2 separate regions of the Homo sapiens genome follow, and region 1 is linked to region 2. Evidence: chromatin loops called from intact Hi-C (ENCODE). Cell type or tissue: endothelial cell of umbilical vein. All regions are shown on one strand.

Region 1 (2,500 bases), 480 kb after region 2:
TCTCTGGAGACATTTTTGTATTCCTTTGTTCCAATCATTGCCTTGGAGAAGTTCACTGTCTCATAAGAGGAATCACAAAACAAGAATCATCTCAGAATTGTAGGGATCTCTGTGCAAATTTGTCTAACATCTTACCAAGGCAGATGTCTTAGTCCATTTTGTGCTGTCATGGTAGAATACCTGAGACTGGGCAATTTATAAAGAACAGAGATTTGTGTCTTACAGTTCTGGAGGCTGAGAAGTCTGAGGTTGAGGGGCCCACATTCTGTCCAGTGATGAGTAGCTTGTCTACTCATAGGCTGCCCATTCCACTTTGATCAGGCTCATTTACTAAACATTCACTGAACAGTTTGTCTTGACATTGTGTGAGGTTACTGGAGATACCAAAGGGAGCAAGATGGACGTGGTCTGACTCTCATAAGGCTTACATTAGAATGTTCTTCTATTTTTTTTTATTGAAACTTTGTCTATTTACCTTAGGCTCATTCATTCTAGTTATGACCTCAGAGTCATAAAGAATGCACAGCACTGTGCACTGTGCCAAAAGCCCTATTGCCTTCATTTCTTTTACTCCTCACCAGAATCCTATGAGGCAGGGAACATCACTGTCTCAATTTCACCACTGAAGAAACTAAGACTTAAAAGGGTAGGTATCTTGCCCAATATCATATAGCTAGTATCTGTTCCTCCATTCACATTAATTAATCATTCATTCATTCAACAAACATTGGTTGAGAATCTACTATAAGCTTTGGCAATGTTGAGAAAATTTGATAGCTGCCCTTAAAAACTCACAGCTCAATGGGGGAAGAAGTCAAGCAAACAGGTCTACTGCAGTGTGCTGTGCTGTGTGAGGGAGCTGTGCTCTGCGGCGATAACAGCTAGCAGGTCGGTCTCTCACCTGGTTGAAGAGTCCAGTCAGGCTCCTGATTAGCACAGTGGCCCCTATCGGTCTCTGTTGCACCTCGTCCCTCCAATCCACCCACCACCCTGCATCTGGAGTGATCTGTCTAGACTCACAGTCAAGATCTGTCTAGACTGATCTGTCGCATTCACTCATTTTTCATTCAGCTAACAAATATTTTTGAGTATCTACTTTGTTAGCCCTTGGAGACACAATGGTGAGTAAACCAGACTTGGCTGGGACCTTCACAGAGCTTGCAAGGCAGGTAAGAAACAGAAACAGGGAGATGCATAGAATCATTAAAAAAAGAAAAAAAAAAGTTGGAAGGCATATAGCCACTGTGGAAGACAGTTTGGAGGTTTCTCAAAATGTTAAGCATAGCGTTACTAAATGACCAGCAATTCTACTCTTAGGTATATACTCAGAAGAATTGGAAACAGGTACTCAAACACATATATCTACAACACATGAAGGTTCATAGCAGCACTAGTCACAATAGCCAAAAGGAGGAAAGAATCCAGATGTCCATCAAGGATGAATGCATAAGCAAAATGTGGTCTATTCTTACAATGAATGTTACTGAGTCATAGGAAGGAAGGAAGTACTGATACAGGCTAAACAGAGACGAACTTCAAAAATATTATGCTAAGTGAAATAAGCTAGACACAGAAGGTTACATAAGATAGGATTCCTTTTAAATAAAATATCTAGAACAGGTAAAGCCATAGAGACAGAAAGTAGATTGGTGGTTTCCAGGGGTTGGGGGCAGGAGGAAATAAGGAATGACTGCTTAATGGGTATATGGTTTTATTTTGGTGTGATGAAAACATTCTCGAACTAAATAGAAATGGTAGTTGTACAACAATCTGAGTGTACTAAATGCCACCCTGAATTATGTACTTTAAAATGGTTAATTTTCTGTTATGTGAATTTCATCTCAATTAAAAAAAAATGTATAACAAGGGGCTTAAATTAGATTGGGGATCAAGGATGGTTTTGAGCTGAGACCTAAAGACTGAGCAAGAGCTAGCTAGGAGAAGGATGTAGAGAAGAACATGTCCCTGGCAAGAGGAAGAGGGTATGGGGTGGAACTGAAGGGGAGGCAGGGGCCAGATGTGGTACAGCTTTGTAGGCCATGCAACATGTCCCCAGTCTTACCCCAAATGCCTTGGGAAATACCATGACAGAACAGTCTATCTGTTCTCAAGTTCATTCTTCCTGCTCTGTGGAAATGGCCCGCAGGGGCACAATCACAGCAGCTACAGGGAAGGACAATGGTGACCAAGGCTCCCTGGGGCTGTCAATTTAGTCCATATCCCTACAGGGGACACACAAGGCTCCACGACCTAGTCCCTCCCCAGGTCCCCTGGCTCGTCTCTCCCTCTGCCCACCTCACACTCTCTGCTGTAGCCGTAGAAAGTTCAAGAGGTGAGCTCTTTTTCTTCAGGCCTTGGAACAATCTGCTCCTCCTTGGGAATGTTTCCCCATATTTGCCTGGCCAAGTTTTCTCCAATCTTCAGCATTCTGCTAAGGCATCGCTTTCTTCCAGATGTTGTCCTGGCTCCAGGCTCTAATACTGCCTGACTTTGAAGCACC
Region 2 (2,500 bases):
GTTTTCAACAACGGTGAGAAAAGCAAGTTTACACTTCTTAGAATCTTACTGAATTAATGGTGAAAATTACTAGTTGCTTTTATTTTTCCCCCAAGCAAAGAAGGTGCTGTGAATGCTTTCGATCTTTTACTCTCAAGGGAAATCTAGTGATCCTTACACCATCTGAAAGACAGAAATCATAGCAATGATTCAGATCCCACATCTAGGACTGTGCCAAACTTAGGCTGAACCACTCAAAACCTGAAGGGTAAGTGAACTAGAAACTACAAGTGACTGAGCCACAGGTGAGGTTCAGTTCCCTTCAAGAAAGATATTCACATTCTGTGCCTCTGAGACTTTAAGTGTATCAAATAGAAACTGACTATGCCACAGACCTAACATGTGACTTGGACATCAACTCCTGAGTGGGGACATGGCACCTAGTACATCTTCTAGCTCCTAGTCAGCCAGTTTTCTGTAAGTCAATAAACATTCATTAACAATCACACAAACCAAATTACTGTACCTCCTCAGGCAAGCTGACCACCAAATCATTTTTTGTCTGTCCAACCAGCGCCTGCCAAAAATATTCACTGCATGCGGCCAGCACAGCCCGGTGGGCCCGGAACTCCTTCCTCTCCACGATCAAAGTCACGTCACAGAGAATATCCTTTTTCCGCTGGTCATTGAGGCCCAGGAGGATGTTGGTGCAGTGGACTGTGGACTCATACACATACATGGGGGAGTCAGGCTTCTCATCCACAGACATGCCGTTCACACCCTGAAAGAAAGAAAGAAACAAAGAAAGAAAGAAAGAAAGGCTGAGTCACCACAGCTGTAGGATCAGAGAGAGGAGGTGAGAAAGAACATCATGGTTCCTGTGTCCCACTGCCATGAGCATGGCAGGAAGGAGGGGAATTACCAATCAGCATATTTGTGCTTACTCTGTACAATGAGCTCAGGAAACATATCTGTAAAGTCAAGTTCCACAGCTGACTTTTATGCTTCCTACTTACCGCATTCTTTTACCCCATGGTAACAAAGCCAGATCTTTTAATAGAACATTTAAAACATTTAAAACACATTGGTATTTTAAAACTTGGTGGTTCTGATTTTGTTAGTAGGCTGAAAAAGAAATTTCACATGTAAATAGCCTCTATGCAAGGACTAACTTAGATTTGTGTGAAGAGGAAATGAATCATTTTGAAGTATTTGTAATGTTGTCTTGATGAAGTATATGTAAGTTCCTAAGGTGAAATTTGGCTGAGATGCCAAGTAGAGTAAACATCAAATCACAATACATATTTAACAAGTGAACCAAACTGTCTGCACACTGAAGACTCAGTAGAGTCAGCTATTGCATCTGCCCTCTGCCACTTCAAGGCAAAGCACAATTGCCATAATGCAATAGTTGCTCAGCTCTTAGAAAGATGTGGAATTGTGCTGTCGTTATCCCAGCTGAATTGATGTACATCCCCTTTAAGGAAACACAATATATCACAATAGCAGTCATGAAAAAAGATGCATTCAACAGTCAAGATTACTTTTACAAAAGGTTCTTTGCTTTAAAAAATATCCATTGAAATATTTCTTTTTCTTTTTTTTGAGAGGGAGTTTTGTTCTTGTCGCCCAGGCTGAAGTGCAATGGTGCGATTCTCAGCTCACTGCAACCTCCACCTCCTGGGTTCAAGTGATTCTCCTGCCTCCGCTTCCCAAGTAGCTGGGATTACAGGCATGTGCCACCGTGCCTAACTAATTTTTGTATTTTTAGTACAGACGGGATTTCACCATCTTGGCCAGGCTGGTTTTGAACTCCTGACCTCAGGTGATCCACCCGCCTCGGCCTCCCAAAGTGCTGGGATTACAGGCGTGAGCCACTGTGCCTGGCCCCGCTGAGGTATTTTAAAATACAGTATCTGTAATTAATTTATATAGTTACATAGTTTTTCTGTAATGTTTGCTAGAGTAGTAAGAATTCCAGTAGCGAGTCCTACTTTCTTTTTGGCTTTCTTATTTTTTTAAAACAGCTTTAACATACAATAAACTGTACATATTTATAGTGAGCAATTTGATGTTTTGATTGTGTATGTAACTGTGAAACCATCATCACAATAAAGATAGTAAACAAATCCATCATCACCAAAAGTCTCCTTAAGGCCCTTGTAATAATTTTTCCCTTGTACCTCTCTGTACCCCACCGCTACAACGACTGATCAGCTTTCTGACATTCTATATTAGCTTGCATTTTCTAGAGTTTCATATAAATGGAATCATAAACTACATATTCTTTTATATCTGGCTTCTTCTATTCAGCATAATTATTTCACCATTCATCCATGTTGCTGCATATATCAAGTTTGTTCCTTTATTACTTAGCATCCTATTGTATAAATATAGCGTAACTTTTTTTTTATCCATTCATCTATTAGTGGATATTTGGGTTGTTTCCAGTATTTATTTACAAATAAAGCTGCTGTGAACATTCACATACAATTCTTTGGATGGACATATGCTTTCACTT

The links. Peaks named below come from ENCODE experiments on the same cell type or tissue, not always from the same donor. Only the 100,000 strongest peaks of a DNase experiment are listed, where the experiment ranks them.
Region 1: a loop joins it to region 2, with 2.8 times the contacts of the local background. A loop is called at or near these places in 1 of 110 quality-filtered maps.

What each region holds. Positions count from the first base shown.
Region 1 is chr6:90,492,055-90,494,554 of GRCh38, forward strand. It overlaps LOC124901362 (a long non-coding RNA gene), which reads right to left. Exons shown (of 2, transcript XR_007059678.1): 2 at 1,695-2,500. Among named protein-coding and RNA genes, the nearest start is that of MAP3K7, 94 kb to the right of the region's middle. RefSeq lists an enhancer at 2,298-2,500. In endothelial cell of umbilical vein, no CTCF peak of the experiment used is centred here; a DNase peak (open chromatin) is centred at 1,457; H3K27ac peaks cover 1,733 bases.
Region 2 is chr6:90,008,097-90,010,596 of GRCh38, forward strand. It overlaps BACH2 (BACH transcriptional regulator 2), which reads right to left. Exons shown (of 9, transcript NM_021813.4): 6 at 506-760. The coding sequence starts at 748. Among named protein-coding and RNA genes, the nearest start is that of GJA10, 110 kb to the left of the region's middle. In endothelial cell of umbilical vein, no CTCF peak of the experiment used is centred here; DNase peaks (open chromatin) are centred at 1,025 and 1,205; H3K27ac peaks cover 1,961 bases.